3 separate regions of the Mus musculus genome follow, and all the other regions are linked to region 1. Evidence: chromatin loops called from intact Hi-C (ENCODE). Cell type or tissue: left cerebral cortex. All regions are shown on one strand. Each heading gives the region's core, and the rest is flanking DNA. Links, peaks and the distances in the headings are about the cores only.

Region 1 (8,120 bases), core at 1,496-6,495:
TACTGTTTATATTATTATTTGCCAGAGAAGTTTCTCTTTTGAACATGCTACAGGATTCCTTGGAGCTTCACATGCCATGCCTGAGAGTGACTTCAGTTCAATTCAAAGTAGGACTGTAAATATCAAAGCCATTCAAAAGTTACTTGTGCCAATTATAATAAAGAAGACAATTATCAAAACGTATTTTATAATAGCTAAAAAGTAAAATTAAAACATGCTGATGAAATAAGGATTTTTCAAGAGAAAAGACACGGATTAAAATGTATAATATACCTAACCTGGTGAGCAGACCCTGATGATAGGGATCACGGGTAAACCAACCCCAAGGGCATGAGTGGGAGAGAGCTGGTCCTACTGCTGAATGGTGGTGTGGGCAAGGGAGAGATGTCTCAACCCCTTATCCCTTGCTACCTGCCTCCTTCTCTGGCTGCAGCAGTGGCCTGCACCTCACATTAGAGCTAGCCATGGTGCTGTGGGTGCCAGAGAGCTGGTGGGCTGCCTAACTCAGCTTCTACTCAGGTCCAGATCCAAGGCTTTGAATTGTCCCACCACAATATCTTCCTAATCTATGAACTCTGGATCATGTGAAGGGACTAGCCCTACAGAACCAAAGCTGCAAGGATCTCCATGACACAGAGCAACAACAAGATATCTGAAAGGAGTCCCAGCGAGGATCCAGTATTGACAGTGTAGCAGAAAACAGAGACCTCAAACCAAACCAAGGACTCACTGCAATGAACATTTGCAGTACAGATGTTTCCCCAAAAGGGTATATGGTGTGATACACTGTAACATACCGCAGATTCCACAGAGAGGTGCTTTTTTTGTTTGCTTTTGGGAGAAGGTAGTTGCAATGGTGGAGGGCAGATACAAAGGAACTGGGAGATGAGTGGGACTGGGATGCATAACAGGAAATTCACAAAGAGTCAAAAGTAATATTAAAATGTATAATATACAATTAGCCTACTAGAAGATGGAACAGGTAATGAAACTACTGATAACATTCAAAAGTCACTTTAATATTTTAGACAATTTACAGAAATACATATGTTTCAACTACTCACAAGTGTAAAACCACATCCTGTACACTCACTCAAGAAATTTTATTAATTATTTGTTTGTTGTTATCTAAGTAGCTTACAATGACAAACCATGGAAATTAAGAAGATACCATATTCTTCTAAGGATACATTTTATGAAGACATAGGACACATTACTGTATCTAAAGGATAATCTCTCCCATACAATTACAGTGAACATACTGTAGACCAATTATGTTAGAGCCAAATTTCATTTGAAATACACATTTTTAAGTTACCAAATCCAGTCAGTTGGTGACACGGAGCAAACTGCTCCACAGAGGAGGTGAGATGAGAGGAGAAGGAGTCAGATGATGAGGATGTATACAGAGATGAGAGACTATGACTCGTGAGAGCAACTTGAACCACAAGACTTCCTGTCCCAGCATGCCCATCATTCCTGGTTCCATTCCCATCATCCTTTCTCAGTTACCCATCATCTGCAAAGCCCCAGGGCTTGTTAATGACTTCCCATCTTCAATCAACTCATAGTCAGGGGAAGGAGTAGCAAATAGCATTTTTAGAGAAACCTATACCATTCTTTTAGTCTATAACATCTAATTGCTAAGTAACCAGTTATTTTGTACCATGGGGGGGAGGATTGTTTTTAAAACATTTTTTGTTTCTATATTTACAAATAAAGAACCAATGAGGAGAAAGGCCAGAACTTATGGATCATAACGTTAGAATGCACAAAGCATTCTATGCCATTTCATCAACCTGCTGAACACAGGTCAAAAATTAGACTATACACTTCATGGATCCAACACAAAGAAGGAAATATGGTGTGATACATGACTAATTGTAGCATTCAGAAAAACTAGAGTTTCCAATAAAGACTCAGAAACAAATATATCCTATGAGTTTATATTAAAGGATGTGGTGAAGTGTCTTCAATATTATGTTTGAGAATAAGCAGTATTAAGTTTCAGGAAAGCTAATGATTTGATGATTCAGCAGGAGCTCTTCTCACTGGAATGCATGGTCTAGTCTAATAAGTTTTTTAATGCCAAAATTAAAGGTGTTGTGGTCCAAAGGAGCAGAGACATGTGGATAGTATTTTAGACATTGTGAGGGGTGTTGTTGCTCTGTATGTGGACACTGGGTACAAACAGGCATTGGATGAAGATGGCCCAGCTACACATCTGTACACAACTATCCTGCTCTCAAAGGGTGCCTGCAGCCCTGTGACTTGCACCTTTTCAAGACTTCAGATACCAGGTCCATGCTTTGACATCCAATAGACGTGTTCACATCACTTGCCCAGCCTACGACTTGGGGCGTTATTTTCATATCATGCTGACAGACGAAAACAAGCTTATTTGCTTAATGCTTCAGTTTTTCCATATTGACAACTTGTGGTTTTCAGTGGTGTGCTTTCCCCACTAGGGTAGGCTTCTTCCTTTTTTCTCTGATCATTTACACCTACATGAAGGAATTACCATTTATCATTGCGCTAATTTTATGTAGGCTCCATTCTCACCTTGACTTCTAATTTCCTGTCTTATATACAGAATAGTGTCTAGCTCATTTACCTTAAATCTAAGAATTTCCTCATTATTAGTAATTATGAACATCTATTTCTTTACATCCTCTAATCATCGATGAACACTTGTATATTCAAATTTGTTATAGAATATTTTATTTTAAACATCATTTTTTATCATTTTATAGTTGGAGAATTTTATTCTTCTAGAAATCACTTGGATTGGCAGATTAAACATGTGTTCATGTGTGATATTTTATTATCTCTCTGTTTCCATTTGACAATTTTAAAGAAGGAGGCAAATACAATTTGTATGACCAAATAAGGATGGGGACAGTGACAGAACCAAAGATCATTTTCGTAGATATGGAGTGCTTGAAAGAAAATAAGCCAGCTTCTCTTTTTACTCAATAGATATCCACTTACATAGCATTTTACTGGTTCTACATCTGTGTTCTAAGTTTTGATGGTTCTATTAGGGTAATAGGTCTGTAATTTGAGTTTAAGAAACATTCATCTACAGAAAAAAGAAAGAAAAGAAAATTTGTGTCTAACTTAACAGGATTTAGAATCATCTTAGAGATGGTCTTCTATCTGGATATCCTGATTATGTTAACTCATTCGAGAAGACCAACCTCAATTGTGTAAATGGGACCATTCCCAAAAACGGCTAGAATAATGCTTCCCAGGTGTGGTTTGTCCCTGCCAAAACTCATGTTGAGGTTTAATTGAGTGTAAAAGTATTAAAGAGTAGTTGGCCCTTTAAGAGCTGTTGGGTGGTGAGGGCTCTGCCCTTCAGAAACGATTAGCGCATGTCCTGAGAGTGAGCCATTAGAAAGCGCCCACCCCATTTGTACCTTTCACTCTATGCATACGCCTATTTGCCCTTTCATTTTCTGCATGTTAAGCAGAATGATGCCTTTGTCACCTGCATGGTTGCCCAACCTTGAACTTTTCAGCTTTCATAACGCTCAGACAAAATAAAGCATCTTGTGAGTTACCTAGTCTCTGTTATTGTTAAGCCAAAGAAAGGAGACTCAGCCAAATGGTTTCTCTCCTTCCATCTTCATCTTGAGATGATGATGATGACAATACTCTCCTAGGCAAAATGGGCCTGCACCCCTTACCTTTGTATCTATTGGGGTATATATTTCTGCATGTGACAGGCATGGTCCTATGTCAAAAGCTCAGGAACAGACGGCATCTTAACTTCTGTTTTGCTTGCTTAAATATTGGCTTTTGAAGTTTCCAGATGCCACATAAGACGTGTGACTCATTAAAGACCCCATGGAGGGAAGAAGCCCTAAGCAACCTATGGGAGGAACCCAATAAAGATGTCCAGGGATCCTGCAGACCACAGCCAGCTGCTCCGGTGTCCTGCAGTCTCAGCTACAGCCACCAGCATTTGACTGCAACTGCTTGAGAGAGCATGAGCCAGACTGAACCATCTGGGCCCCCTCACAAATTCCTGACTCACAGAGACAGAGAGATAATAAAATAGGAACTGGGGGTTTTGCCACTAACAGTAGAAAATGTAACATATGGTGTTCTGGTAACCATCTTTAAAAAAAAAAAAAACCTCATCCTACTACCACTTATGAAATAATCAACCATTTCCTTGTTCATTCAACAATGGTGCTCTGTTAAATGATTCTCTATTCTTTGGTCTATTTCTGAACACTTCCCTCTGGCTACCTTAGTATAGATGTAGAGCCACCATTCGTACACAATACTGATGCAGAGCCTTATCCACACAGGACAGATATAAAGCCCCACACCCTTTCTGCGTCATTCTAAATATTGCTGTGTGCTACTTTTTCATAGAATTCCCTTTTCCAATATTGGGCCTCTTCTCTCTTATATAAATTTTAGATCTGCATGTAACGTCAAAATTAAACACTGGATTTTTATTTGAGCTTTTCTTAAGATTATTACCTTATTTAAAAATATTAAGATGTCTCGAGCGGCTTGGTACATGTTTTTTGTGCATATTTAAACTTCTGCCATGTTTTTCAGTAATTTTTCATTTTATTTCTTTATATAACTCTGGGAATTCCTTGGCAAACTTATTCTCAAGCATATTCTATTTCTGTTCCTAGTGCTATTAGATTTAATTATCCTTTCCCCAAGCACATACACACACACACATGCACACGCACACACACACACACACACACACACACACACAAACACATACCCCACTTATTTCCCCTAACAGGCATATTTCAGAAATAGTTTATTTATCATTACTTGGAGAACTCTCCGATAGTAATAGCTCTCCAACTTATTTTTTTACAAATAATCCAGATAGATATTTTGTTTCCAAGTAAATAATCGTATCTTCTGTAAATGATTATAATTTTGACGTCTATTGTACCATTTTTATGCCTTATTTTACTGGCCTGCTTTGTTCTGTTGGATAAAAGCTTCAGAAACAAAATAATCAATGGTCACACATCTTGAAAATAAAAATCAGGAGTGTTACGTTCCTGTAAAACACTTGTAGAGATGGACCTTACCTATAAGCAATTTTCACAATAAAACTTCAATGAGAGCCATACAAAAAATATCCCACAGAGAACCAACTATCTCACTGCTGACCATATGCTGAGAAGGAAACAAAAATGGAACCCTGTAGACCCAAACCCACTATAGCACTCCAAGCTACAGGATCAGCCCAGTTATCTGTCCATCAGCCAACGAATGAAGAACACATGATGGAAAAACACAAAAGAGTTATTCAGGCCTAGAAAGTGAATTTGCATCATGTGCCAGAAAAGAAAAAAAAAAAAAAAAGGATACAACTGGAGATTGTTGTGTTAAGCAAAGAAACCTGTCAGGGACATAAAAGTGTTACATGGTTTTTCTCATAGCTGGAATCTAGACCAAAAGGGGGAAATAAAACTTAAAAATGGGGACTCTTAGGAAATGGGAAAGGGAACAATGGGAGTAACAGTGGCTAATTTGATTCAATCACATTGTATGTGTGTTTAAAGTATCACAGCGAAACTCGTTATTTTGTATACTTTATATGCATTAATAACTTGGGTAAAATAGAGCAAAAAGTTTAAGAAGAGATTAGGCTGAAGAACCGCATCCTTTTATGTCTGTACATAAAAGGCCTCTGTACAGAGTTCATAACTGACTTCCATTGTCTGCTACATAAGGGCAGAGCAAGATGCCCCCAGTGAGCCGGAGTCAGCACCTTCGCCTTGGACTTCCCTTTCTCCTGAACTGTAAAGAATAACAGTCTGCTCTTTACAAGTAACCCAGTCGTGACTAACTTGGGGGAAAAAGTAGATTAAATGAATGCCCAATTATAAATTACCAAATCTACCAATAATATATTTTTTTAAATCTGTTACTTAGAAAATTCAACTGCTAGTAGTATCTGACTTACCTAAAGATCAAATCTACCAGTTACTTGGAATTTTTTCACGTTACTTCAAAGATAATCAATATACTTTTCATAAAAACCCAAGGGTCATGAACACCAAAGATAAAAATAGAAAAGAGTTTTGCAAACTATAATAAGCTATTCTTGTCACATTCATGTCTGTGGAACAGAGCATCCAACGACAAACCTTACTCGAGGAGAAGTCTGGCTAAAATCCAAAACAGTGCAACAGATTAGAGCACAGCTAGCAGTATGCTGTGTAGCTCAGTGCTAGTACACTTATCCAGCATTTACTAGGCTCTGGGTTCAGTCACCACCACCACCACAATAGTTCCAGAAAAAAAATATGCAGAAATTTGGGGGTTCTATAATATGGAGCATTGTATTATATCTCTGTATTAAACAGCATCACACAAATTTAAGTAAAATGTCACTAGAAGAAACCATTCAATAAGCTCTAAGGGAGAGGGGGAGGTGATCTTTCTGTGGGAGTTCAATGTGTGGGCAAGATTTCAACATATGAAAATAGCGCAGGCCAGAAAGTTGGACAGAGGAACCAGTGAATTCCATGGACAGAGTAGAGAGTAGAAGACCAGAATGATGCACAGAGCAGATAATCTCACACTAAAAACACAGACAAAAGAAGTTAATATGAGAAAAGAACTTCCTCTCTACCCTACTCCATCTTCAGGAATTTTCCTTGTGGTATACCCACAAAGGGTCCCAGCAATGACCTTAGACTGTATGTTTCTGTCATAGATGTCTATGTCAGGATTTCCACACGAAGGGGACACAGTCAAGCAAAATCTTCAAGAAGGAAAAACTTGCTAACAACATTCAAAACTGAGAAAGAGGTGTCTGGAAACCAGAGGCTTGGAAGAGGCTTGCTGGATAATATATTCCATGATATGAGTAAGACGTCCACTCTGCAACCTCCTGCCTCAAGGAGCACTGTCCCCATCACACGTCTTGAGTTAATCAACCAATTCTAATGTAATATGTAAAATTACAATGCCGGTGCCCCTTCAACAGTCTGTGACATTTTTGCCTGTGCCTACAAGAGTCACTCTACATTCCTAGACTTTATGAATCTTAACTTATCCCAGGTTTCCTTTGTTATTCATCTCAGCAACACTTTTCTCAGGCTTCAGTGAGAGTGGCCATCGTGTTCTGTCTTAATTAAATGCTTAATATTGTTAGTTCCTTCAACTCAGGGAATGTCTGTAAGTAAGGGCTTTTGTCGTATAGATATTTTCAACATCAGGTACATAGCATCTCAAGAGGCCCACACAGAGGGCATCAACTCAATAGCAAGATGGAAGTAGGACCATGGACTAACAGGGAAGCCGTGAGATTGAAATCCACGAGTTTGAAATGCATGAAAACAGCAGTTCTGAGCTGGCCTCTAGCAGTGGCAGGCAGCGTGGGAACATCTACAGACGCTAGTCAAGGCAGTCAGTTTTGTTTGCTTTGTTTCTGTTTCTGTTACTGTTAGTTTGCTTGGACTTCCTCATAGCAACCGTCCTATTTATGTGCTGACATCAGAGGTGGTTTACTGTCAGCCTCCAAATCCAGTGATGAAGTCACCACTAGGCGACAAGGACCTGGTTGCATCTGTTGCCATGGGAACCGCCACACACTCAAGGCTTGTGCCTTACCTGTGCAACCACCAGAATAAAAGACCCAGACTCCTTGCCCCTTCTTCTACTTTTTCCTCTTCTCTTCTTCACTCCCCCGCACCCCCAACCAAAAAACCCTCTTCTCGTGGAACTGTGGAAGCCTGGCTTGATCTGTCTGGGTAAGAGCCACTTTCTTTTTTTATTAGATATTTTTATTAGATATTTTTATTAGATATTTTTCTTTTTTTATTAGATATTTTCTTTATTTACATTTCAAATGTTATCCAGTTTCCTAGTTTCTCCTCCGAAAATCCACTATCCCCTTCCCCCTCTACCTGTTTCCCAACCCACCCACTCTTACTTCCTGGCCCAGGCATTCCCTTATACTGGAGCATATAACTTTCACAGGACCAAGGGCCTCTCCTCCCATTGATGACCAACTAGGTTATTCTCAGACTAAACCACCAATCAAAGAAAAAACATGGTGGGACTCATGGCTCTAGCTGCATATGTAGAAGAGCCGCTTTCTAACACAACAG
Region 2 (8,120 bases), core at 1,325-6,324, 69 kb before region 1:
GTGTGAGGTGACTTCACAGCCACTCAATAAATAATAAAACTTTTGTCCACTTCCACACTACAATGAGATTTTTTCCCAGTCTCTGCCACAATCACTGTTTCTGAGAGTCTCTAAGTACCTTGAGCTGTGGTGCAGGGCTGGGCAAGCCAAAGTTCAAGTTCCCATTCTCTGACAACAGTCTGTTGACCTCAGGTGCCCTGGGCTGCTCTGAGCCTTAGCTTCCTGCTGTTAAGGGACTCAGTGTCAAAGGAAGCTCTACCTCTTACTAATCATCATGCTACCTATAGGTGATGGTTTCATTTATGACTTCAATCTGGTTGTTTGTCTGCCTTATAGTCATTTAATTAAGCGAAGTTATTTTAAATGCAATGAAAACAAAATTCATTCATTCATTCATTCATTCATTCATACATTCATTCAACCGGCTTACTACCGCAGGACACGCACTTGAACTTTGAAGCGCTCTAAGGCAGGCTTGGTTTTGGGTGATGTGCTTTTCAAGACCATATTAATCGATCCTATAATGGAGAGAGTAATACTATTATTATCACTGAGTTAGAATTTAATATATGAGCTCTGGGGCCAAATTATCTGGGTCTCACTTGGGGATCTATGTCAAATGATGACTTTCCAGAGCTTCTATTTTCCCACCTGTAACATAGAGTGGTGCCGGCTGCATGAACCCCATAAGGACCAAGTAGAATGTAGTTCACCAGAAGTGGGCGAGCAGTCAGGACTAGAAGCACCTATCAATCATGGGCTAGAATCATCAACTTCGACCCTTTCCTCAAACTTTCACAACTATCAGAACTGTGGCGCAACCTGGACACAGAATTGTTGGTTCTGAAGTCCCAGTCTTTCAAAAAGCAACTAGGAGGCAGTCCAAATCTAACTCAGCAAAGGCATTGGAGACTAACTGCAAGCTTTCCCTCCCTTCTGGGTGTAGTCACTTCTGTTGGTAGCAGCTGAGGAATCAAATGGAGCCAGGAACTCTCAGGAGAGATCAAAGTGCCTCAGAGGTCCCTCTCTCTGATTCTGATCATCGCAACCACCACTCCAGCCCCCAGCCCCCAGCCCCTGCCCCTGCCCCTGCCAACCTTTCCTTGCAAGTTCTCTTTGTGCTCAAAATCTCAGCTTGCAATTTGGGAAAACTTTACAAAGCCAAAGCCGGGGCTTGTTCTGAATCTCCCATAGTCAAGGGAGGTGGGCTTGTGAAGGGGAGGGGGCGTGTCTGACTTCACCTGAGAGCTGGGTTACTCTGTTTCCTGCTCTTTGGTTATCAACTATTTCCCTCCACTGTAACCTGAGAAGTTGTTTTCTACATTTATCATCCTTTACGAACTGAACTGCAACCTTTAGAGAAACAAGCAAAAGCCCAAATGCCTGGCTTCATTACCAGTCTATAAGAGAAAGGTCCGACCTAGAGGAAAAGCAGTATTCATCTTTTGGCATTGCTGAGTTTGTGAACATAGCAAACGGTGAGAGGCCAGGCATCAGAGAGACCCCTATGGTTCGAGAGGACCATCCCACCTCACCTTGGCTTCCTTCCCTAACCCCGGGCTCCTGGATATTAGAAGCCAACTGGGTCCCGGAGGTCACCGGCGCTCACTCAGCAGTGCGAGCCGCCTGGCGGGGTGGGGCAGCACAGGGCACCGCCTCCCTCCATACCTTCTCTCCCCGTGGATCACGTAGGAGCTGCGGAAGAAGCCCAAAAGCTCGTTCTCTATCAGGGCATTGTAGATAATCTTCAGATTGTAATGCCTCTGCGCGTCCAGGGTTCTGTTCAATACCACCACCAAGACCTGCGTTTGTGGGTAGAGGAAAAAGCCTGCAACCGGGACAGCCCCGAACGCCCTGTCTTCAGCTACTTGCACCTTCTCCACCGCCACTCGGGAGGCGTGCAGTACCACGTAGCGGGTGGCGTTCCGGCACGCGATCTCCACGTTGACCTCCCCAGAGAAGGTGAAGTTCTCCATGAAAGCGGTGAGCATCAAATTGTAGTGCAGCGGCTTGAGGTGGCCGGATAGGCGCAGCTGTGTCCAGGGCTGCCACTGCTCCCGCTCTTCCTCCGACGGCGGCTGGGCAGACGGGGTCCCCGGGGTGCCCACCTCGCCGCTCTCACGCTGAGAGGATTCCCCACCCGCGTGGTGGTTGCGCCGGGCAGAACCTGGAAAGCTGCTGTTGCTGTCGCGCTCGGGGAAACCCCCGAGGCCACCGTCGGTGCCAGGCATCGCCGCGCTCGCTCCACACTCGTCGAATCGCAAGCTGAGCAGGACGGCCAGCATGGTGACAGCCAGCAGTGCCACGATGGACACGGCAAAGGCCAGCACAAGCCTCTTGTGCACTGCGATGTGGCGCTCCGTGGTGCGGGGTCTCACTCCCACCGAGTCAGCCCACGGGTCCGAGAGCCCCCTGCCGCTTGCCCGGAGCGCGGCGTCGTCTTCTCCCATGGTGGCCGCAAAGGGTGAACTGCTCTTCTCTGCCCCCTCCTCCTCCTTCTTCTTCCTCTTCTTTTTCTTCTTCTTCTTTTTCTTCTCCTCCTCTTGCTCCCCCCTCTCGCCGTCCAGGGCCATCACACCGCCTCCTCCTCTTCCCCCGCCCCCTCCGACACCCCTAGCGGGCGGGCCACCCGGGCCACCTCCAGCGCAGTCATTGGAGACCGCACGCGGGCGGAGGGCGCGACGCCGGCTGGGACCCTAGGGAGGCCAGCTCAGATTCTCTCAAGACAGACTCTGGAGGCTAGTGACGACCGAGACGACCCCCATCAGCCCCGCCTCTCTCCAGACAACAGCTGCGGATAGCCGGGCAACCAGCTCTGGGACGCGCCCCAACTTGGGAAGCGTGTCGCTCGCCGGGTGCGCGCTACTCGTCGGGCCAGCACCGGGCGCCCGGGCACACGCCGCCCCCGCCCCTGTGCGCCTGCGGCTCGCCTGTCCTCCCGGGCGCCGCACTCTACCAGGGTGGCGGCGGCGGTTGCTCTCTCCTCGGCTCGGCCAAGAGGACAGAGAGCGCTGGGGAGAGCGACTGAGTCGGGGGACAAGTTAGGGCTTCACCAGCCCCCCGCACTCTGGCAGCGTTGTTCCGTCTTCTGGGTGGGATGTGCTCGCCAAAACAGTTGCGGCGGTGGCAGCGGCGGCAGCCCGGAAGGCGCTGGAGCCTTCCACCCCGCAGTGGAAGAGGAGAGGATGGACCAGAGGACCGAGGAAAGGACTGGAGTAAGCTAGCCGGAGGAAGTCCCACGGCCGCGGAGCATCCGTCCTGAAGAAGCCTTCTCCACCCTGGACACTTTAAGCAGTGGTGGCGGTAAAAGGCGTGAGGTTGCGGACTGGGCAGCAAGCCTCCCGCGTTCCGATGATGCTCTGCCCTCCAGAGAAGACAAGTGAAGAAGTGTCCGGTCGGGGTGTCCACTTCAGGTAGATGAAGGTCTGAGCCGCGTCCCCGGGGGAAGAACTGAAGTGCGTGCGTGTGTGCCAACGCGTGTGCATGTGTGTGCGCGTGTGTGCGCGCGTGTGCGTGTATGTGTGTGTGTACACGGGCTCCGGGTGTAGATTTTGCCAAGGGTACTCCAGCTGCATTCAGGGACTGAAACTCCCGGAGAAACGGGAAGCAGAGAGAGGGAGCAAGCGAGGAGGAAGGGAAGGCAGGAGGGAGGAGAGAGGTTTAGCGACAGAGGCAGGCACTGGGAGATTAGAGAGAGCTTTTCTCCGCTCTGTCACACCAGACACCCACAGCCACAGAGGGGGTTGCTGAGCTGCCTGCAAGAGTACATTGTAAATCTTCGGCGCAACAAGCCCCGCAGTCACCCCTCTTCCGACTCCTTAGCCCTACTGCGGATTCCCCAGAGGGACCACTGGAGCCTTGGGCTATTAGCATCAAGAGCAAAGGCAGAGCCTGCTGGGGAGGCAGTGTCAGATCACACATCAAGCTCGCCAGAGGATTTAGAGGACTGTATGTAAATTGAAATAAATTCTCCAAAGCCTGGCTGCATATATTACACCAGTGTAGTGAAGCTAGGTGTGCAGTCAGAAATAATGGCTAGCAATGAACTAGTAGAGTCCTCCTCCGTAAGTAAAGACTAAAGACAAGAGAAGGATTCCCCATAGAACGCATTTTATTCTGAGATTGGGGAAAGCATTACAACATGATGCCCACAATACAATATTCAGAAACGAATGGAAGGAAAACTGAGGGTGGAGGCCCCATGACTTTGGATATTAGTAGGACAGTGTATCAATCCATACTCACGTGACTTGTCAGCGTCTTACTTCACCTAGGCACAATTCTTCTTTGCAACTCCCCTGTATCATCATGAAAAGTGTTTAAACTTCATTAGAACAGTTATGAACCCCCAGTGTACGCTAACAGCAAGAATCATCAAAGCACAGGACATATATAGCCTGCTGGCCGCCTTTGGACTCTCAGGAGTTTGTTGGAGTTCTCTCCACTAGAGTAGAGGGGGTGTGCTATCGAAACTTCAAAATGTGCTGATAGAGTTGTAACTAAAACAATGCTTAGAAAGACAGCCGCCTCGAAGGCGACAAAGAGTTAATGACTGGCTCAGTCAATTTAAAAAAAAATGAAGAAATGTCTCTTTACATGTTTCTTTTGTTTGTTTAAATCCAGATTGCATTTAAGAAATCATCACCATCATTATTTTCCAGAGAGAGAGAGAGAGAGAGAGAGAGAGAGAGAGAGAGAGAGAGAGAAAGAGAGAGACTATTAGCTTTGGGGTAGTGAAAAATAGGCTTAAAATGATATTGTTAAAGCCTGGCCAATAAGAGGAGCTCAGTTACACAACATCAACTTTAAACTGGGAGTCTTGCTTGCAGAAGTTCTTTTCCCTTCATCCCTAGCTAGGGTACTTGCTCAATACCATGCTTTCTAAATGTCCACTTGCATCATCATAAATAAGGAAGATGGGTGCCAGGGTGGGTATTTTTAAGCATGTTGTATGTGGGCCGCCAGCAACAGACCAGGGGAAATGCCACATTCTGTCCCAGTTACTTTTTTCTGCTCTGTTTTGAACCATCTTTGTTCTTGCTTTTTTTTTTTTTTTTTTTTTTTTTTCATATGGGTCTGGCTATGTGCATTTTAGGAGCTGAGAGCTGAGGGGTTAGATTGTTTCCCCAAAGTTAGGAAATACGGTTTAGCAAGGCAAAAGAGCACCTGAGACTCCAAGAGTACACCATATTCTTTAGTACTTCAGGGCTCTGGTCTAGACATTCAGGAACCCTGGCCTAAGGGACACAGATAGCTAGCAGCTTCTAGAGTGAGTCCTGCGAGTCTAAGCACCCCCTGCCTAATGAAGAAACAACCTTCTTAGGGGGTCTCTGAGGCTTTCTGTCTCTAACGTGATGTTAGTCGTGCAGGCTACAAGGCCATTACTTTCCAAGAACTCATGAAGATTACTGTTAGGTAACTCTCAAAACCATTGCAATGAAAAGAAAAGAAAAGAAAAGAAAAGAAAAGAAAAGAAAAGAAAAGAAAGGAAAGGAAAGGAAAGGAAAGGAAAGGAAAGGAAAGGAAAGGAAAGGAAAGGAAAAGAAAAGAAAAGAAAAGAAAAGAAAGAAAAGAGGAAAAAAAAAGCAGATCACTTACTGATTAGAAATGTTTGTCCTGACTGATTAAATTAGCAAATGGATTGTTTTTGAGACACAAATGAAGCAAATTCAAGTTTATTAACATGAAGTGGGCACAACTTATTAGCTTATTGATTCCCGTTTTGTGTGGCTTTACCCAATAAACTGAGTATCAAAGATCAAGTAAGTAAATATGTGTTTCTCTCCTGTTAATATAAAGTGAATTTTTTCTCCTTTTGTGACGTCTGAAAGTGTAAAGAACCCGAGAAAGATGCATTGGTGGAATAAAGTTTTATATTATCTTCCAAGAAAATGTTCACCCTACTGCAAACCAAAACCAGCAGAGAACAGGCAAAGTTTCAGGTTGTGAACCTAAGAGGAATATTGAAGGAATTAACCACAAACACTTGGTTTAAAAGTTGTCATTAGCATTTAAGTCCCTTGATTAGAGAAAGGTTTGGCTACTGTGATGCTACAATCAGGCTGTGTTCTTCACAAGGGAGGCACCTTCTCAGTGTCTGACACTTAGCAAGAACCATTTATTTGTTGTGAGAAAGTCATGCTGGTTTTTTTTTTTCTTTAACTAATAAATGTCATTAAAATGTTGTCCATATTAGGTCTGGGGACTTGTAAAAGCGAATATAATCTGAATGTTTAAAAGTCATGAAGTCCACCAGAAGTTGATTTTAATCAAATCTACACTCCGATCCTGTCGATAATCAAAATGAACTGTCTTGCAGGGAGCGATGGTCTGTGCTCCTTGGTTGTTTAAACTTGCACTGCCTTTTGTCCCCACACTGATTTGCATGAACATGCACAACTTGAGTGCCCTTGCATACTCCATCTCTGAAAGTGTGATTAGCTTCTTCATGTCCAGAAACTGTGTGGCTCAGAAGAAAGAGCTACGTCCCCACTCAACCCTCCCAACCTTTTGTGATCCTATTCCACTTACTTAATCAACTCAGTTTCTTGATGTGTTAATATCAGAGGGCTCGAGGAAGTACCTTTCAGCCCTCGGGAGCTAATTTCCTCATTTTGCCAAGAGGTTTTTAATCTTCTCCATGAAAGACAAACAAAATTTGAGCTGGGGAGACAAGCTCAATCAGTAATGTGGCCTACTTTGCAAACACTAAGACCTAAGTTGGATCCCCAGGACCTATTTTAGCTGGGCATAGTAGCACATACTTGCAAATTACAATACTGAAGAAGCAGAGGTGAGGAAGTTCAGGGCCTGTCTGGCCATTCAGCCTGGCCTCTTACTTGGCAAGCTCTTGGGCAATGAGAAACATTCTCCAAAAAATAAAAATAAATAAATAAATAAATAAATAAATAAATAAAAAATAGGTGAATCGTGTTTGAAGAACAGTGCCTAAAGTAAACCTCTGGCCTCCACACACATGCACACACATGTTCACATGAACATGAACACACACATACATACACACACGAAAAAAATTCAACTTAAAAATTTAAGGAGGAAAATGACATTGTAAGAACTGTACTGGCTAATGCACAGGAGACTGTAAACCAAGCAAGCCGCTACACTGGTAGTCAAAAAGACTGGCGTGCTTAGGCCTGCAATCCTTTTCTGAAGACCACAGGCAGCTAAAAGACCCTTGCTGACAGTCCAAGGCAGAAATCTCTGCTCCCCAGCTGTAGTGGCGCCCCCATGTGGCAGCAGAAAAACAGCATCTTAAAATCCAAAATAGTGATAATTTGATGAAAATCTTCAACTCTGCAAATCCCTGTTACATCAAAGTTCTTGGTAATTCTCTATTCCACAATTTAAATTTTTCATAACATTTGACCTGAGTCTTTTATAAAGAGTTTCATCCAAAAAAAAAAAGGGTTGCCTTTTCTATTAGAATCTTCCTCCTGAACTTGAAGATAAAAGACAGAATATTTAAGGAAGTTTCTGTTTTCCAACTAAAATTGATACCTTGATTTAACTGTCGGCTGTCTGACTTCTAAGGCATCAGACTGGATGGAAGTGTTATGTGAATCTGAATATGTCTTTTTAAACTGCCTGAAAACTGCTGAAGTTGTTTTTTTTATAAACCGCCTAAAGTACCAATATATTAGCACAGATTGTAAGTCCTCAGGAAGTCATACAGTTGTGCTGAAGGGAAAACAGAGTAAGTCTCTGCACAAAATGAGCCTCTCTAGATGGCAAATTTAAGAAGAAGTATGGCTGTAATCTATGATAAAATTCCCAGTCCCGGCATTCAGTGTTACATGCAAAGCAGAGAGTACAAAGAATCCAAGAAAGTTCTATTTTTCTTTGGGGGTTTCTACTGCTAGGTTTAAACTCTTCAGTGTTCACTCTGGGCTTTTGGGTTTATGATCTCTATACGAATGTTCCATAAAAAAGCAAAGTATGTATCATGGAAATGTTTGTAGTTTATTCATGAAAGCGGCAAAGATAATATGTGCCAAAGTCTACGCACAGAATAGAAATTAACCCATTAACTTCCTAGAGACTTTTCCACTGAACTACTTAATTTGTACAGGAGCAGAAGAAATGGGATAGCAAATTTATAA
Region 3 (8,120 bases), core at 1,325-6,324, 85 kb after region 1:
AGATGCCCCCAGCCTCAGAAAGGCTCTGTGCTGCCATCTTCGGGAATGGAATCTCTCTCTGAACCATCTCAGGTCCTCCTTGGCTGGTATCCAATGGAGGAAAACTCAATAATACTAGTGATAACATTCACCCCAAATCAGCCTTAAGAGGTCTGGCTTCCCCCAAATGCCCCCCTAATCTCTACCTGAATAATGGCTCTGGTCCCAGAACTGCTGTTATCAATCTCCCTCCCAGCTGTGGTTCACCATTTTTGCCCCAGAACGATGAAACTTGTAGTAACAAGAGCTCAACAAAGAATCACGTTAAAACATCTGTTTTCTTTACAAGATCCACATAAGTAAATTCCTCACAGTTATGGTCTTCATGTGTGTCATATTAATGACCCCCTAAAATGAAGAATGGAGAGAGAGACTGATCTTGTTCAACCCCTTTTAAATATAGAAAATTGGAGCTAGGGACTCTGTAACAGTGGGAGAAAATCCACCAAGCTAAATGTCACCCCTTATCTAAATATACATCTGCACATCTGTAAGAAAATTTTCCTTCGCACAGACATCCCCTGACAGTAGAGTGTGAAGGTACCAAGAAGTCTTATTGCTACGCTGCTTGTCTGGAGCACAGTGAATGTTAACCTTTGAAATTTTTCCATGGGCTGGGGCTATGACTAAGAGTATTTGTACCACAATCAGTCATGTGCTAGGAACATAGTCCATGAAATCATTTTATTTCTTTCTTCTCAGTTTTTAATCCATTCTTGGGGTCAATGAAATAGTGGAATCACTGACTCCATTCCCTGAAACTTTGAGCACACCTACCTCTATTTCTTATCATTTCAAAGGAGTCTATTTAATTGTAAATTACGAGTTCTATGAAGAGAGCTTTATCGTGTTTCCCATTTGCAGTTGTTTACATTTTGCTATCAATATTTTCCCACCAATATGCCATTCAGAGGCTGTTATGCTGACACTAATGCTAATGGTTGTATCATGCTTCTGTTCCGCTACAGTGCATGTTTTTTAAAAAAGCATAAAGAGCCCATTTTGCAGATGTTCATACAGCCTCATAGCACAGTGCTGCTTATAGCCTGCGCAGAAAATACGCCGAGACATCCTGTCTCCTGAAGCCAGTTGCAATTCAGAATTATCTGAATTAATTGAAACCCGGCTCCATCAGTACATATTCATGATCCAGATGAAAGATGAGATCGGGAAGTCCTGTCCATGCAAATGAACAGCATGCCTACAGCATCAACCGAGTCAAGGAGCAAAAGCAGAACAGATGTCTCCGGAAAGAATGAGCCCCAAGATCACCATTACTGAACTGCCCAGTGTCGGCGTTTCGGTGGTGATCACAAAGAGAGGGGTTGTAAAAAGTCAGAGCCACAGGGGCCGCACATCTGTCCCAGTAGCATAACTCAGCCTGAGACCTGGATGGGAGCCTGACAGCTTGCTCCTAAAGGGAGACGAATACTCCGTGGGCGCAGCACAAACTTAATCTCCTTGGAGTTCGGCACTAAGTCTAGAGAACACTACTTATTGATCTCATCTCACAACAAGGCACTTGCGTTTTATCACCAGTAAATAGCCCTTGTGAGTCTTTTCGGGATTCGGGGCAGCAGAGATAAGAGCACATTTTCCTCCGCTCTTTTTATTTAAAAATAATTTGTAGGTGGAAGCAATACACATAGTGAGGAAACCAGAGAAGCAGAGGGACTGAGAAAACAGGTACAGGGTGAGCAAAGCTGCCAATCACAACAGAGCCTTATCCCTGGTATTGATCGAAGATGAGACCTAGGGCCAGCTTCATCTCGTTCTGTCAGTGTCACCAATGGGGAGAGCAGGCTGCAGAAGCTGGCATCATACCTCATGGGGTCCTGCAGAACTCATAATGAACTGAAGTGTGCTTCAAACAAGGGGACTGTGCCGCGGCACTGGCAACAACATGACAATTTAATAATAAACAGAAGAGAATCAACAAAGCTGAAGAGCCCACGGAGACCTGGCCTCTCTGATTATGCCTCTGGAAAACGGCACTCCGGTGCCAATTTCAAGGAACTGAAGTAAGGTCCAAAACCCCACAAACCTTGGGCTCACTGCCAGTCTTCATCTGGTTTATCCTGGGGCTTTGTGTGTTTTTGCACTCATGTTCACGTCCTTTTCTTTTCTTTTCTTTTCTCTTCTCTTCTCTTCTCTTCTCTTCTCTTCTCTTCTCTTCTCTTCTCTTCTCTTCTCTTCTCTTCTCTCCTCTCCTCTCCTCTCCTCTCCTCTCCTCTCCTCTCCTCTCCTCTCTTTTCCTTTCCTTTCCTTTTCTTTTCTTTTCCTTTTTATGCTAGTTTGCATGTTGCAGTGATTAATTTTAAAGCTCACATATATATCCAACGTAGAGCGAGTATAGCCATCCTAGTGTTGAATGACATATCGCCATTGTGGTGGCTTGAAGCCATAAAGGCTGCATCACAATAACGATTAGTCATCCCTTTCCTCAGTTGTTTATCTAGAATTATGCAAATCATGCAACAGAATGGAACTGGACAGCAGAAATCAGTCTCCCACCCTCTCCTCTACACCCACCCCTACACCCACCCCACCCCCAAACTTTGAAGATAGCTGGATTTAGAAGTGCAGGATGTGACTGGGCCAGATAAAACCAACACTGAACGGAAAGGGAACACAAAAATCTTCATATTTGAGTTTTTCTTTCTTTTCTATTTTATGGGCATAAGAATAGAACCAAAATTGGTGGAGTCTATAGCTTATGCAACTCAGGAGCTCTTTTGAAGATAAAGATAGACAATCTTTTCCCCAGAATTTATATTCACGATATCACTATGCTATGTAGGACCCCTCTCAGAATGTAGGTAGAGTCCTTGAAAGTAAGATGACATGATGCTTAAAGAAAGGCTACCCTTCTTCCTATGTCACACGGACAGCCTGATTGCTTTTTTTCTCTCCTAGAGATCTTGTCTATTTCCCATAATCCTCTAGTGTTTGCTTCCCACGATCTTTTCCTTAAGCCTGGACAATACATAAATTCTGGAAATATCTCAGAAGACACAGTTTGGAGCACATTCCTAACAGGAACTAGTCTTATTTCCCAAAATCCTTCTAGAGATCTTGCCTATTTCCCATAATCCTCTAGTGCTTACTTCCCACGATCTTTTCCTTAAGCCTGGACAATACATAAATTCTGGAAATATCTCAGAAGACACAGTTTGGAGGACATTCCTAACAGGAACTAGTCCTCTCCAGAAAATTCTAAGATACGCACCCCAGAGCAAGGAGCAAGAAAGATCAAGGACAATAAAATTCTTTGCTTGGTCTGAATTCTCAAATTTGGCTTATTCATCCAATCCCACAGGGAAAAATAATCAGAGATCAGCAGGCCGAGGAACAGTTAAAGAAAGCTGTCAGTTCTGTCACAAGGTATTCATGTTTATTCCTAAGGAAGATCTGACCAAGGACCTTAGAAACTTTAATTTTAATTAGAGCAAGAGGTGAATTAACAACTCTAGCTGCCAGCACAAACAAAGGCCCAGAGAAACCTCACTTGATCTCACAGTCAGCAATATCACCTATCTCCAGTGTGTGCTATCTCTCTGCATATAGAACAGACACCCAGGGACAGTGGAGGAGGAGGAGGTGGAGGAAGACACAGCTACTGCCAACAAAAGGATGCTGCAGTTTTAGCAGTCTGAGCAGTGATCCTAGACCAGGGCCAACCAAGACAGGAAGGTAGTTCACTACTGCATTAAACACACACACACACACACACACACACACACACACACACACATATATATATATTACAAGAAACTTATGAGTGTAGGTTTAATATATATGTGTATATGCATATATGCATATATGTATATATTTATGTGTGCATGTATATATATATATATGTTTAAATATGTATAAATGTATACACATATGCATACATATAAGTGAATACATATATATGTATAAACATATGTGTATATATATATACATATATATTAAACCTAGGTTCATAAGGTTCTCCTAAAAATTTTTAAAAATCTACACTCATTTCAGTATAGGTGGGGAGATACCAGCTTTTGAAATGTAGCAAGGAGCCCCTAGTGGCTCAGCTCTGGCCTTCTCTATAAGAGCATCTACATCACAAGTTCGGCATAAAAGCTATGATGTCAATACAATTTTAGCACACATTAAAATTCAACCAACAGATATTAAAATAACCTAGTATAGTGGGAAACTGGGGAGTTGTTTGATGTTCTAGCGCAAGTAGCCTAAATTAGCCGTCCCGGGCTCCTAGCACCCTCCTCAACTGCCTTCCACTTTCCCAAGCCTGCCACCCAGTGCTTCCTCTGCCCCTGTTAATTCCTGCTTACCCACAGTCCCCAAGTTGTCAGACCATGTCGGCTCTCCCTCTGAAATCTCCCTAAGTTTGCCCTCTCCTTCCTACTTCCGTTTTTTATTAGGGCTCCTTCAGTTCACTTCTCTCTAGTTTATGCCATTAGCCTCCCAGTCACATCTCTAATCCACCTTCAAATTCTCAAGATCTGTTTCCTGAAGTACAAGTCTATTTTCGTTGCTACTGTACGTATATTACAAAAATGTTCACGATCTCCCCATTCCATAAAAATAAAAGATAAAAAGGAAAAAAAAATTCCACTCTCTTTCTTGTGGTCCCCACCTCCGTGGAGACCAGCCTGTCCCTGGTCCTCTCTACTCCAGGCATATGAGACTCTTTCCCGTTTACTTCGGGCTCTTGCCCACATGCTATCTGCTTGGAAACCTGGTTTTGTCATCAAGATCAGAGTTCAAGAGGTTATGGGTGTAGCTCAGTGGGTCACATGCTTACCTGGCATACACGACAAATACTGAGTGTTCAGGTTCAATGCCTGTAAGCCCAGCCCTAGAGAGTTAGAGGCAAGAAAATCACATGTGCAAGATAAACTTCAGCTCCACAAGTTCGAGGCCAGCCTGGGATATTTTGGGACCCTGTCTCTAGAGAGAGGGAGGAGAGAAGAAGTGAAACAGGGAGGGAGGGAGGGAGGGAGGGAGGGAGGGAGGGAGGGAGGGAGGGAGGGAGGGAGGGAAGGAGAGAGGGAGGGAAGGAGGGAGGGAGGGAAGGAGGGAGGGAGGGAAGGAGGGAGGGAGGGAAGGAGGGAGGGAGGGAAGGAGGGAGGGAGGGAGGGAGGGACGGAGGGAGGGAGGGACGGAGGGAGGGAGGGAGGGAGGGAGGGAGGGAAGATTCAGTTCAAATGTCATTTTTTTCCCATGAAATTTCCTCTGACTCACCCTCCGCTGGGCTGAATGGCTATTTTCTTCCTTGAGGCTCTGTTGTGAAACTTTCAGTCTCCTTAAAATAAAATTATTGATGTTCTCATCTCTGCTCATTAGGGTTTATTCATCTCTGTCTCTCTAGCACCCAGCAGAGAACCGACATGCCAATGCATTTCATAAAAACTGGAAATAAATAACCCCCCCAACATAAAATATTGGAGCAAGAACAGACTCAGAGCTGAGAGTTCGCTCCTTATTTATTTAATTCTCCTGCCACAACAACTTTTAGAATACTGACTGGTATACAAGAGTCTATGGGGAGGCCAGATTCACACATAAACTTTCCAGAGCCCCAGAAAAGGGAAGTGCTTTTATCAAGGAGACTGTAGTAATTGTGTTTGTTGGGGGTTGGGGAGGACCCCACTTTCACTTTGTATGTCCTGTCGGGTATGCAAAAAATATCTTTAAAAAAACAAAGCAAAACCATGTCTCCTGGGGTTTGGAGGACTCTCTGTCTTTCAGAGTTAGGCGATGCTATCAGCCTTCAGAGCCCTTGTTGGCTGTGCCAGGCCAGCTCTTTCCTTCAGGTATTCTTAATTACCGGGGACTACTACAGAAAGGCAGCTAGCTGCACCAGTCTCCAGCAGGCAAGCCAGCAGGTTTACCATATTCCCCCTTTCAATTAGACAGTCCCAGCTAGTTGGAAACTGCAAGCTGGAAAAGTTCCAACAGAGCACTTCCCGGAGGATCATTCTTATTGTTAAATTACCCTTCCCTGAGACACTGATTCTATATCATCACAGGGTAACAATAAAAGGAGTCAAATTCCTTTTTACACAAATGATCTGCAAATAAGCCCTGTGGTCGGCTGTATTATTGTTCTTGATGATCCAGGACTCTATTCTCAGGGACAGGATTATCCATTCCCACCCATTGATGTGTAACCTGTTGAGCATCCTCTCAGGGATGGGGTATTTTTCCTCCTTATTTTGCTGATGGTAACTTAGAAGCTTGAAAACTCATTATAAAGTTCCACCAGACCTGAATTCGGACCCTGGAAGGATTAGAACAAGTATATTCCAGGAGAGATGTTACCAACAGCCAATGTATAAATGATGCTTAATGGTCATTTGTAACTGTAACACCACGGGCAGTTGACACAAAAGCAACCTAAACATTTCTATGCAAATGTATGAAAAACGCTTTATGTGCAAGGTGATTTGAATCTGTAAAGGAAGAGCTATGTTCCCACAGGATTTATATCTTGTAGGATATAGTAAAGAAGAAGATAACTTCCAAAAGAGGAAATCTATTAACTAATAAGTTATAAAATATTCAGCTTTGCTATCAACTTAAACATTAAATGAGTATAATATAATTTTGGTAAATTTAAAACATATATATTAAGTAGTAGAAGATATAGCACACAAAGCATTGGACATTTGGGAAAACAACTTGGTGGTAAATATTTAAAGCTATAAATTCTCTCTCTCTCTCTCTCTCTCTCTCTCTCTCTCTCTCTCTCTCTCTCTCTCTCTCGTGTGTGTGTGTGTGTGTGTGTGTGTGTGTGTGTGTGTGTGATCTGTCTGTGTCTCTGTGTGTTGCATGCATGGAGGTATACAAGTGTGCCCACCTGTGATGTTCACAATATGCATGTAAGTATATTGACGCCAAATCACATATCAAACAGCATCTGTTATCCTTGGCATTGCTCTGAGATGATTCAGGGTCTGTTGCTGAATGGGAGGCTCATTACTTCATCTAGGCTAGACGACCAGCACGTTCTAGGATCTGCCTGTCTCTGATCCCAATGCTGGGTGGGAGAGATTCAAACTCGAGTCCTCGTGCTTGTACCACAAGCACACTTACCCACTGAGACATCTCCCTGACACCGCAGAATCTCATTTCACCAAAATGCTTTCCAAAATGGCTTTGCCAACTTATGATTCATAAGCAGTGCATAAAGGCTGCACTCTCTCCTTACTTTCTCCGATACTTGTTTTTGTCTTACTTTTTATGTTCTTGCTACTGGCATTAAGTTTTTTTCTCATATAAGTTTATACCTTTCAGTTAATAGGAACATTGAAATATTTTATATACTAACTAGTAAGTGCTCTATCCATTTGTCATAGCCTTTCCCTGGCTTTTTGCATTATTTTACAACCATTTTCTCCCACTCTGTAACTCAGCTATTCATTTTTGATGATGTTCAATAGACATAGAACTGATTTTAATATAGACAAAGCTACTGGGATTGCCTATGATGTTTGTATGCTTGCTTGCTTTACCTCAGTTAGCAAATCCATATCCCAAAGAAACCGTGATATTCTCCCACAAAGACATATTTGTTTCATTTACCTGGAGACTGTATGCTAAATAATCATAATTTTCCTTTTAATATTAGCCTCCTTATTGGTCTCAATACCAGTAGCACATGATAGTCAACATGACTTTACAGAACATCTTAATATTCAGAATTATCTATTTTCTTCAGAACTGCCATCACATTCAGAATTTGAAGTAAAACTCTTTAATATACTTATTAGCATTGTTTATTCTAACAGTGACTATAACATATCTCTGCATTTGTCATTTTAATTCCCTTGATAAAAGTTTTAAGACATTTCTCCACCAAAGCTACATGTTTCCTCTATTTGAAATGCATTAAGTACCTTACAATCTTTGTTCTATTGTGAATAATATCTATTCCAATTTGATTTTACAGAACTATATGGAAATACTATTGACTTTTGCATCACACAGTCTTACAGACCTCTCCTGGGTTTCTTATAAAATAATTAACTTTGTCTGTAAGTAATAAAAATTTTGCCTAGTTAAAAAGTATACTCACCATT

Evidence for each region. Peaks named below come from ENCODE experiments on the same cell type or tissue, not always from the same donor. Only the 100,000 strongest peaks of a DNase experiment are listed, where the experiment ranks them.
Region 2: a loop joins it to region 1, with 2.3 times the contacts of the local background. A loop is called at or near these places in 2 of 42 quality-filtered maps.
Region 3: it touches region 1 in a loop (2.2-fold over the local background); 2 of 42 quality-filtered maps call a loop at or near these places.

Annotation. Positions count from the first base shown.
Region 1 is chr10:114,867,416-114,875,535 of GRCm38, forward strand. All of the region lies in intron 2 of Gm40767 (a long non-coding RNA gene), which reads right to left. Among named protein-coding and RNA genes, the nearest start is that of Gm31182, 4.4 kb to the right of the region's middle. In left cerebral cortex, for the core only: no CTCF peak of the experiment used is centred there; DNase peaks (open chromatin) are centred at 4,013 and 6,494; H3K27ac peaks cover 870 bases.
Region 2 is chr10:114,798,851-114,806,970 of GRCm38, forward strand. Trhde (TRH-degrading enzyme) reads right to left here and starts at 3,452. Exons shown (of 19, transcript NM_146241.3): 1 at 1,669-3,452. The coding sequence starts at 2,573. Gm15723 (predicted gene 15723) reads left to right here and starts at 2,876. Exons shown (of 2, transcript NR_155864.1): 1 at 2,876-3,413. In left cerebral cortex, for the core only: a CTCF peak has its summit at 3,765; DNase peaks (open chromatin) are centred at 1,677, 1,867, 2,240, 2,875 and 5 more places; H3K4me3 peaks cover 3,918 bases; H3K27ac peaks cover 2,541 bases.
Region 3 is chr10:114,952,178-114,960,297 of GRCm38, forward strand. No RefSeq gene overlaps it. Among named protein-coding and RNA genes, the nearest start is that of Gm31267, 8.3 kb to the left of the region's middle. In left cerebral cortex, for the core only: a CTCF peak has its summit at 4,119; DNase peaks (open chromatin) are centred at 2,492, 3,625 and 4,258.